Linked DNA regions of Homo sapiens: region 1 is linked to region 2. Evidence: read pairs that join two places in POLR2A ChIA-PET (ENCODE). Cell type or tissue: K562. All regions are shown on one strand. Links, peaks and the distances in the headings refer to the core of each region. The heading gives the core; the rest is flanking DNA. Region 1 overlaps MUC2 (mucin 2, oligomeric mucus/gel-forming). Region 2 overlaps MUC5AC (mucin 5AC, oligomeric mucus/gel-forming).

Region 1 (5,302 bases), core at 1-5,000, 110 kb before region 2:
GCTGAGGTGGCCCCTCCGTCCCACAGGCTGCACGGCCCCAAAGATCCACATGGACTGCAGCAACCTGACTGCACTGGCCACCTCGAAGCCCCGAGCCCTCAGCTGCCAGACGCTGGCCGCCGGCTATGTGCGTGTTGGGGGCGCTGCTGTGGGCGGGCAGGGATTCCTGGCTGGCTGAGCCTGGCTCTTGTGCTGTGCCCCCGCTAGGGTCTGGGTGCCGAGTCCTGAGGACGCAGGCCCTGTTGATGCTGTCCCTGGCCCTGGGAGGGAAGTGGCAGCCTGTGAGCCACTGGGGCACAGGGGCCAGTGTAGGGCCCTTGGCCGGCAGCCCTCACCAGTCTCACTGCCCTGTGGCGGGCCCAAGGGGAGGGAAGCCTGAGCCCAGGCCAGGGGGAGTGGTGGGAGGTCTGGGACATGACAGAGACTGCATGGTCAGGCCTTTCCTGGTTGCACATCCAATCCTGACCCCAGGGAGGGCTGCAGCCTCACCTGTCCACCCCTGAACCCCACTCTCTGGCTGTCCCCAGTACCACACAGAGTGTGTCAGTGGCTGTGTGTGCCCCGACGGGCTGATGGATGACGGCCGGGGTGGCTGCGTGGTGGAGAAGGAATGCCCTTGCGTCCATAACAACGACCTGTATTCTTCCGGCGCCAAGATCAAGGTGGACTGCAATACCTGGTAAGCTGGCCCGGCCTGTCCTGGCTGCCTCCCAGGCCCCACGTGCTCCGCAGGGGTGGCCACTGGAGAGCGGTCCAAGGGGCAAGTGCCTCTCCTGGGGGTTCCGCCTGGGTCTTGCGAGATCCTGTGGTGGCCCCTGTCCCACGGGCAGGGTGGTCTCTCATGTCAACCGCTGGTCTTGAAGCCATGGGGGAAGGGACATTTGGAGCCACTTTTGGGGCCTGCAGGTGTCCTGTGTGGGAGGCACAGGGAGCTGTCTGCACGGTGCCCAGGGTCTCCTCCAGCCACCCATGAGCAGGTCCTGGGTCCCTTCAGGCTCCTCTCCTGTCCTCCTCAGCACCTGCAAGAGAGGACGCTGGGTGTGCACCCAGGCTGTGTGCCATGGCACCTGCTCCATTTACGGGAGTGGCCACTACATCACCTTTGACGGGAAGTACTACGACTTTGACGGACACTGCTCCTACGTGGCTGTTCAGGTGTGGTCACGGGCACTGCCTGGTCGGGCTGCTTATGGTCAGGGACCCTCTGCCTGCCCCAAGTGCAGTGCTTAGCTCCCCGAGAAACCCTGAGACTTGGGAAGGCCGGCCTTTCCTCAGCCCCAGACCCGCACCTGCACCCGCAGGAGGATTCGTTCTTCTAGCCAGGGCTGGGTAGGGGTGGTAAAACCCCTCTGTACTGCCCAGTTCTGTGGTTCTCCTCTGGGTCCTCCTCCGGGTCCTCCTCCGGGTCCTCATCTGGGTCCTCCCTCCTCTGGCCTCCTCTGGGTCCTCCCTCCTCTGGGTCCTCCTCTGGGTCCTCCCTCCTCTGGCCTCCTCTGGGTCCTCCCTCCTCTGGGTCCTCCCTCCTCTGGGTCCTCCTCCAGGTCCTCCTCTGGGTCCTCCCTCCTCTGGGTCCTCCCTCCTCTGGGTCCTCCTCCAGGTCCTCCTCTGGGTCCTCCCTCCTCTGGGTCCTCCTCTGGGTCCTCCTCTGAGTCCTCCCTCCTCTGGGTCCTCCTCTAGGTCCTCCTCTGTGGTCCTCATTTGGGTCCTCCTCTGGGTCCTCCTCTGGGTCCTTCTCTGGGTGCACAAGGTGGGTGCACCAGCCATGGGGACTGAGGGCACCTGTTTGGGGAGCTGAGTAAAGGCCAGGGCTAGGCCGCTGCCCGCGCGGCTCTCCAGATCCAAATCCCACAGCCCTTTGAGGCACCGTGATCCCCAGGGACAGGGGACAGGCCTGCAGCAGGGTCAGGTCCTTGGATGGGCCAGGCCAGGGCCTGGTTTGTCTGCTCAGTGGCTGTGACCCTGCCAACTGGGGCGGGTGTGCCCCGGGACACCTGGGGTCCAGCTGTCCTGGCTGACCTTGCCCTCCTGGCCCCCAGGACTACTGCGGCCAGAACTCCTCACTGGGCTCATTCAGCATCATCACCGAGAACGTCCCCTGTGGCACTACGGGCGTCACCTGCTCCAAGGCCATCAAGATCTTCATGGGGGTGAGTGCTGCTGGCCCTGGGGACGCGTGAGCCCTGCGGGACCCTCAGACCAGCCAGTGACTGGGCCTCTCCTCCGGGCAGAGGACGGAGCTGAAGTTGGAAGACAAGCACCGTGTGGTGATCCAGCGTGATGAGGGTCACCACGTGGCCTACACCACGCGGGAGGTGGGCCAGTACCTGGTGGTGGAGTCCAGCACGGGCATCATCGTCATCTGGGACAAGAGGACCACCGTGTTCATCAAGCTGGCTCCCTCCTACAAGGTGGGCTGCCTCCCTGCCTGCCCTGCCCCCTCCTGGCCAGCCCCCCACCCCCTGCCCTGGTGTTTGCAGGACAAGCCCCTGTCCTCCCTCCAGCCCCTTTTTGGAGCCCCTGTGATGCTTGTCTCTTGCAGGGCACCGTGTGTGGCCTGTGTGGGAACTTTGACCACCGCTCCAACAACGACTTCACCACGCGGGACCACATGGTGGTGAGCAGCGAGCTGGACTTCGGGAACAGCTGGAAGGAGGCCCCCACCTGCCCAGATGTGAGCACCAACCCCGAGCCCTGCAGCCTGAACCCGCACCGCCGCTCCTGGGCCGAGAAGCAGTGCAGCATCCTCAAAAGCAGCGTGTTCAGCATCTGCCACAGCAAGGTGGGCTGGCCGGGCCATGGTGGGGCAAGTAGGCAGAGGAGGGCTGTAGGTGGGCTGTGACTGTGGGCTGGGGCCATGGGCGGGGCCGACTGTAGGCAGAGCAGGGCTGTAGGGGGCCTGTGACTATAGGCCGGGGCATGGCGGGGCTAACTAGGCAGAGCAGGGCTGTAGGTGGGCTACAGCTGTGGGCGGGGCCATGGGCGGGGCCGACTAAGCAGAGCAGGGCTGTAGGTGGGCTATAGCTGTGGGCGGGGCCACGGGCGGGGCCGACTGTAGGCAGAGCAGGGCTGTAGGTGGACTATAGCTGTGGGCGGGGCCATGGGCGGGGCCGACTGTAGGCAGAGCAGGGCTGTAGGTGGGCTGTGGCTGTGGGCGGGGCCGACTAGGCAGAGCGGGGCTATGGGCTGACTGTGGACGTGGTGAGGGTGCCGTAGAGCATGCTAATGACCAGGGCGTGGTCATAGCAGGGTAGGGTCTTGGGTGCTCCTGGGGCTGGGGGGCTTCTCCACATGCTCCCCACACCTTCAGGAGTCGCCCTGCTGCGTCACGCACCACACGGCGCTTGTCCTCCAGCTTTGGCTCTGGCCGCTGCCTCCTTTGGTCACATGACCGTATAATCGGCCTCCCCTCTGAGACCCTGGGCTGGACCCCCGGCCTCCCTCTGCCTCCCCAGGCTCAGATATTCACCCGGAGGGAGAAAGGACATGTGTCCCCCATGCCCACACATCCCCAGCTACAGGCAGCTGGGGAGGACGGGTTCTAGGATGGCCATGTTACAGCTGAGGATGCAGAGGGGTTGGGTGATGGGTCTGCACAGCCACGGCGGGACAGGTGTCTCTGGACCCTCTCCCCAAGGTTGGCCCTGCCGGGGCCCTGGCTGGCTGGTGCTGGGTAATGTGCCCTGTCCCAGGAGCAGGGCCGGCCTCAGGGTCCTGAGCTCCAGGGCACTGGGGAAGTCCTGGCTCCATGAGGGCAGCACGGGCCCAGGACAGACCAGGGTGTTCTCCCCAGGTGGACCCCAAGCCCTTCTACGAGGCCTGTGTGCACGACTCGTGCTCCTGTGACACGGGTGGGGACTGTGAGTGCTTCTGCTCTGCCGTGGCCTCCTACGCCCAGGAGTGTACCAAAGAGGGGGCCTGCGTGTTCTGGAGGACGCCGGACCTGTGCCGTAAGAGCCTGCCCGAACTGCACTCAGGGCCGGGACGGGGGCTGGGAGGTGCTGTATTGCGGGCCGGGGTGACACTCCTTGTCCATCCAGGTGATGGGTGTGCATCACCCACCCTTTCCCCGACTTCTCCAGTGTCCTTCTTTGGGGCCCTGTGGGACCCGGGTTGGCAGAGCAAGCTTGATGCGTCTGCGTCCCAGCCCCCGACCCCAGATTCGCCCTCACCCCGGCCCAGGCCTGAGCCCTCCTGCGTCTGACCCTGGCCCTGTCTCCCCCAAGCCATATTCTGCGACTACTACAACCCTCCGCATGAGTGTGAGTGGCACTATGAGCCATGTGGGAACCGGAGCTTCGAGACCTGCAGGACCATCAATGGCATCCACTCCAACATCTCCGTGTCCTACCTGGAGGGTGAGCAGGGTGGGGCGGGCTTCAGCGGGGGTGATGGCCGAGGGGCCTGGAGGCTGAGTGGGGCAGCCCTCGGGAGAGGCAACAGTCCACTGGCCTGGAGGGTGAGCCAGGCGGCCCTCGGGGGAGGCTACGGCCGACGGGCCTGGCACTGTGGGGCTGAAGGCTGATGTCTGGAGACCCATGGGGACACCCGGAGGGAGGCCTGACCCTCAGGGTACCCACAGCCCAGGGCAGCCAGGCTCCCCTTGCTGCAGGATCAGGAGGGAAGCAGGCTATCGTGGAAACTGGGAGTGGCAGGGGTGGGAGGTGCTGAGGTTCGTGCAGAGCAGGGCGGGTTGGGGAGCATTTCAGGCACAGGTCAGGGGAGGCCCCTGCCGGGTGCTGGTGTCTGAGCTGAGAACCAGTGACGTGAAGGAGGGACTGGTGGGAAGTTTGGGAGGAGTATCCCGCCATGGGAGAGGAACATGGGTCTTGGGACTCAGGGCTGCTCGGGGGGCCCGATGAGACTGGGCAGGGCTCCTCAGCAGGCAGCGTTCAGGGCTCAGTGGGGTGGGGAGATCCAGGCCCTGCCTTTCCAATCCCCGGCCTTCCCAGAGGGGCATCCTGCAGAGAAGGGCCTGCCAGGGTAGGGACGGTGGGTGGGGTGTGGTGGACTGCGGTGGTCCCAACCCTATGCCCTGTGTCCACCAGGCTGCTACCCCCGGTGCCCCAAGGACAGGCCCATCTATGAGGAGGATCTGAAGAAGTGTGTCACTGCAGACAAGTGTGGCTGCTATGTCGAGGACACCCACTACCCACCTGGAGCATCGGTTCCCACCGAGGAGACCTGCAAGTCCTGGTACCTAAGCCCACGTGGCAGGGGGCCTGGGGGAGCTGCACATATGGGCACATGAGTACACACACACGTGTGAGCACACAGTGTACACAGTACACAGACACACAACCGT
Region 2 (5,358 bases), core at 273-5,272:
CGCCTGCCTTCTGACTTCCCGTCGACCACGCCCTGCGTCCAGATCATCTTCAACAACAAGGTGGTCAGCCCCGGCTTCCGGAAAAACGGCATCGTGGTCTCGCGCATCGGCGTCAAGATGTACGCGACCATCCCGGAGCTGGGAGTCCAGGTCATGTTCTCCGGCCTCATCTTCTCCGTGGAGGTGCCCTTCAGCAAGTTTGCCAACAACACCGAGGGCCAGTGCGGTGAGGCCACAGGGCTCCCGGGCATCGTCTGGCATTCGCGGGGGCGGGGGTGCCGGGCAGGGGCGAGGCCACCACGTGCCGCGTGTGCCGGTGTCTCTGCTTTCTGGCTGCTCTGCTGAGTGCAGGCCACAGGCATGAGGCTTACGCCTGCCGGTACCTGCAGCTCCCCAGTACCATAGGGACTGTCCCAGGGTTGTTCTCGGGGGACAGTGAGGCACAGGCAGGGCCCGCTGCAGTTCACCAAGTTGTGACCCTGAGACACCAGGGTCCTGTCCCCCAGCTGGGGGTGGGGCCAGCCGGCTCTGCTGTCCAGCAGCCTGACCCCCACCGCGTCTGCCCAGGCACTTGCACCAACGACAGGAAGGATGAGTGCCGCACGCCTAGGGGGACGGTGGTCGCTTCCTGCTCCGAGATGTCCGGCCTCTGGAACGTGAGCATACCCGACCAGCCAGCCTGCCACCGGCCTCACCCGACGCCCACCACGGTCGGGCCCACCACAGTTGGGTCTACCACGGTCGGGCCCACCACAGTTGGGTCTACCACGGTCGGGCCCACCACACCGCCTGCTCCGTGCCTGCCATCACCCATCTGCCAGCTGATTCTGAGCAAGTGAGACTTGGGTGCAAGGGAGGGAGGGTCAGTGTGGCCGCCCCACCTCCCACCCTTCCAAGGGCTGGAGGGGAAGAAGCGCATTTTCAGGGGGCTCCTGAGAGGAAACGAGAGCTGCTGGTACCACAGACCAAGGAGGGGTGGGTGTTGGGGAGAAGTGGGTGCCGGGGAGGGGTGGGCAGTGGGGAGGGGCGGGTGCCGGGAAGGGGTGGTTGTGGCTGGAATGCTGCCAAGGGGTCACCAGGGTTGGCCGGCTGGGCCGTCTCTGAGGCTCTCTGCTGGCTCAGGTGTATGGACGGGGGCATCGGTCACCACCCCCAGGCAGCTTCCAGGTTTGCAGGGCAGGGGCTGGGGGGGCCAGGAAGAAGAACTTGCAGAAATAAATGGATGATGCCATCTGGACCCCCACCCCCCGCCCCCAAGCACACAGAATGTGTGGAAGGAGCCCGTCCGGGGATACAGGAGGGCGGCCACACACCAGTGGCTGCTCTGGGACTCGCCTCGCCTGGAGACTGCCCTGAAGCCTGGGAGCCTGACGTGGAGCAGGCAGGTGGCCGGAGAGGCTGCACCCAGCACCCTGCCCATCCCTCCCACAGGGTCTTTGAGCCGTGCCACACTGTGATCCCCCCACTGCTGTTCTATGAGGGCTGCGTCTTTGACCGGTGCCACATGACGGACCTGGATGTGGTGTGCTCCAGCCTGGAGCTGTACGCGGCACTCTGTGCGTCCCACGACATCTGCATCGATTGGAGAGGCCGGACCGGCCACATGTGCCGTGAGTGCCACCACTGTCCTCAGGGTCCCAAGTCGCTTGTGAGGGGCACAGGCACGCCGGACGGACCAACAGGGTGGGCTCGGGCAGTCAGGGGGGGACCTGGAGGAGGAGGGGGCAGCCCCAGGGCAGAGTGCACCCAGTTCCCTGGAGAGAAGGGAGGGCGTCCACGTCTGGGAGCCCGTGGCGGGGCACTGGGGTGTGGGAGGCCGTAGCCAGGCCCAGGCCCACAGGTGGCTGCGGGCAGCTCCGGAGCAGATGTTGGTGCCCAGCGGCCCGCGTTGCTCTGGGTGGGTGCCCTCCCACCCTCTCAGGTGTGGCTTCCCCTCCCCACAGCATTCACCTGCCCAGCCGACAAGGTGTACCAGCCCTGCGGCCCGAGCAACCCCTCCTACTGCTACGGGAATGACAGCGCCAGCCTCGGGTAGGCACCCTCCCTCCTGGCCCTGCCATGGGCTGCTGGAGCCACCCAGTCCCCAGCCTCCCGCTGCATCTCCCACTCCCAGGCTGGGGTCCTTCTCACCGGAGGGAAAAAGGAGACCCACCAACCCTATGCTCTCTACAGGGCTCTGCCGGAGGCCGGCCCCATCACCGAAGGCTGCTTCTGTCCGGAGGGCATGACCCTCTTCAGCACCAGTGCCCAAGTCTGCGTGCCCACGGGCTGCCCCAGTACGTGCCCCAGGCCGGGGCTGGGGGGTGTGGCAGGACTGGGCCTGTGACTGTTGGCCAGGTCCTGGGGTCTACCCTGGCCCCAATATGGGACCCTGCCTCTCGCCCCTATTGTGGTGGCTGACCCCCAGTAACCTCAGATCTCTCTCCTTCCAGGGTGTCTGGGGCCCCACGGAGAGCCGGTGAAGGTGAGTGGAAGGCATGGCCCAAGAGGGCACTGGGGTCCAAGAGCCCGAGGAGGGAGGCTCTTGAAACACCGGCCCCAGAAATGGTCAGGTGGGGCTCAGGGGTCGGGGTGTCCTCTCTGTGTCAGAGGCCCAGAGAAAGGGCTGCGGGAGGAGCCGGGCTCCCAGAAAGACTCGGGATCTCCCTTCCCAGGTACCCACTCTGTCCGTATTGGGGACGGTGCCGGGGCGTCTGTCCTGGTGTTGCTCTGTGGGTGGGTGCTGGCCCCGAGGCTGGCTGTGCTCTTCCCTTCCTTGGGACGCCCCTTCTGCCCAGCCAAGACTGTGGAGGTGTGAGGTGGGGGGCGCAGGCCAGTCACCCCACAGCCTGCCCACCTTGCAGAGCTTTGTGCCCATCCCTGGGCCCTACCCTGCACTTTTGAAGCCCTACTCCTGCTGGGTCCTCAGTGCAGGCCACACGGCCTCCACACCTGGCTGCCCCGGCACTGCATGAGCCGGGGTGGCTGCTGCACCCCTGGGTGGAGCCGCTGCGGACGCTGGACCTCAGTCCCCTTCCTTGCAGGTGGGCCACACCGTCGGCATGGACTGCCAGGAGTGCACGTGTGAGGCGGCCACGTGGACGCTGACCTGCCGACCCAAGCTCTGCCCGCTGCCCCCTGCCTGCCCCCTGCCCGGCTTCGTGCCTGTGCCTGCAGCCCCACAGGCCGGCCAGTGCTGCCCCCAGTACAGCTGCGGTAAGCCCTTTGCTGGGTGAGGGGCATGGTGTGGCAGGCAGGTGACCCGGAGCCCACTCGGCCCGGACTTTGCTGCTGCCTTGGGGCGTGCACCTGGGGACAGTGCCTACGAGGGCGTCCCCTCCTCCGCTTCCGCAACAGCCTCATCTGGAGACCCCCGAGCGGGCTGTCTAGGCGGTCCGCAATCCTAGAGACCCCAGGGGGTGGGCCTTCGGGTGGGGGCGGGGGACAGACTCCTAATTGCCTCACTCCCGCCCCCGCAGCCTGCAACACCAGCCGCTGCCCCGCGCCCGTGGGCTGTCCTGAGGGCGCCCGCGCGATCCCGACCTACCAGGAGGGGGCCTGCTGCCCAGTCCAAAACTGCAGTGAGTGGCCTGGACCAGGCCCTGTCAGGGGCCGTGGGCTGGGGTCTCCACCTGGGATTTTGGGGGGCCATAACCAGATGCCAGTGCGGCTTGTCCACTGCGGGTCTGTGGCTCTGGACTGAGCCTTCCGCAGAGATGAGGCTGGACAAACCCCAGTGGCGAGCCCGGGAATGAGGCGCCCAGGAGGCTGCAGGGGCGGGAATGCTGAGGGTGAGGGGAGAGTGGGCGGCGGGGGGTGCAGCTGCTTGTCTTCTCGTGGGCAGGCTGGACAGTGTGCAGCATCAACGGGACCCTGTACCAGGTAAGAGCCACGGAGCTCAGACCCCCTCAGCCATAGGGACGGAGCTTCCCACTGACCCTGAGGCCCAGGTAGACTTTGGAGCAACTGCCAACTCCGGCCGAGGCCAGGGACTCGAGTCTCTGCAGACACAGCCCACTATCAAGTGTGGCTGAGGCCCGAGGTCGGCCCCAGGTCCCGGAAATATGGACATCTACACCCTGGCCTGCCTGGCTCCGGGGGGCTCCGGGGGACTTTGCCTCTCCTGGCACCACAGCACAGCCAGGCCTGGATCCCACGGCTCTGTCCTGAGCCGGCTGAGTATGTGGCCCTGCAGAGTGTGTGGCCTTGTTGGGCACCCCATCCAAGGGGGTGCAGCGTGGGGCTCTGCTCTAGGGATGGGGACCCTGGGCTGTGGCCTCTGCACCAAGAGGTGCCACCACGAGTCACCCCAGGGGTGCAACTCGGCCTGGTAGGAAGCGGCCTGGAGGGGGATGTCTGGGAAGTTGGGGGCAGCAAGCCAGTGGGGAGGCAGGGGCGGGTCTCCCCAGGGCCCAAGCTCATGAGTGTCTGCTGCCCTGGCTCTCCCCAGCCCGGCGCCGTGGTCTCCTCGAGCCTGTGCGAAACCTGCAGGTGTGAGCTGCCGGGTGGCCCCCCATCGGACGCGTTTGTGGTCAGCTGTGAGACCCAGATCTGCAACACACACTGCCCTGTGGTGAGCGCTCCCACCCTGCCCCGACCCTGCCCTGGCTCTTGGGGGGCAGCGGTCGCCTGGATTCCAGCCACATGTCCATCCCTCCCGCAGGGCTTCGAGTACCAGGAGCAGAGCGGGCAGTGCTGTGGCACCTGTGTGCAGGTCGCCTGTGTCACCAACACCAGCAAGAGCCCCGCCCACCTCTTCTACGTGAGTAGTGGCTGCCACAAAGAGGAAGGGCAGGGTCTGGGAGCACTGGGGCATGTGGGGACCTGTCGTTGCCAGGCATGCGTCTGGCAGAGGCTGGGGACTCTCTGGAAGCCCACGGGCTGGGGTGCAGACAGAGGGACAGACGGAGGGAGGGTCACTCACCCCGGGGCCTGGCCTCCCTCCAGCCCGGCGAGACCTGGTCAGACGCAGGGAACCACTGTGTGACCCACCAGTGTGAGAAGCACCAGGATGGGCTCGTGGTGGTCACCACGAAGAAGGCGTGCCCCCCGCTCAGCTGTTCTCTGGTGAGGTCCAGGATCCCCGCTCCAGCCAAGGGGGGCTTCACCCCTAGATGGGTTTGGGGGGCTGTGATCATCCCTGCAGCGCCAGCAGACACCCCCTCCTGCTTGGGGCTGTCCACTCCTGAGCCTGGCCCCATGTCCCCATCCCTCACTTCTGTGGGGGCCGCCGAGCGCCTCGGCACTGAGGGCGCCCCTCTGTCGGCACAGGACGAGGCCCGCATGAGCAAGGACGGCTGCTGCCGCTTCTGCCCGCCGCCCCCGCCCCCGTACCAGAACCGTGAGTACCCAGCCTGCTGGGCGGGGCGGGCTCCACCC

The links. ChIA-PET counts read pairs that join two places held together with the same protein. Peaks named below come from ENCODE experiments on the same cell type or tissue, not always from the same donor. Only the 100,000 strongest peaks of a DNase experiment are listed, where the experiment ranks them.
Region 1: POLR2A ChIA-PET joins it to region 2 with 6 read pairs; 2 of 35 experiments call an interaction of 5 or more read pairs at or near these places.

Annotation. Positions count from the first base shown.
Region 1 is chr11:1,085,719-1,091,020 of GRCh38, forward strand. MUC2 (mucin 2, oligomeric mucus/gel-forming) reads left to right here. Exons shown (of 58, transcript NM_002457.5): 18 at 27-127; 19 at 528-679; 20 at 1,017-1,155; 21 at 2,037-2,147; 22 at 2,229-2,408; 23 at 2,540-2,779; 24 at 3,791-3,947; 25 at 4,224-4,355; 26 at 5,046-5,193. Among named protein-coding and RNA genes, the nearest start is that of MUC2, 13 kb to the left of the region's middle. In K562, for the core only: no CTCF peak of the experiment used is centred there; a DNase peak (open chromatin) is centred at 3,053; H3K27me3 peaks cover 1,234 bases.
Region 2 is chr11:1,194,445-1,199,802 of GRCh38, forward strand. It overlaps MUC5AC (mucin 5AC, oligomeric mucus/gel-forming), which reads left to right. Exons shown (of 49, transcript NM_001304359.2): 35 at 43-226; 36 at 568-835; 37 at 1,432-1,610; 38 at 1,944-2,031; 39 at 2,173-2,276; 40 at 2,433-2,464; 41 at 3,024-3,195; 42 at 3,459-3,560; 43 at 3,824-3,861; 44 at 4,430-4,552; 45 at 4,643-4,741; 46 at 4,927-5,046; 47 at 5,251-5,320. Among named protein-coding and RNA genes, the nearest start is that of MUC5B, 26 kb to the right of the region's middle. In K562, for the core only: no CTCF peak of the experiment used is centred there; no DNase peak of the experiment used is centred there; H3K27me3 peaks cover 2,273 bases.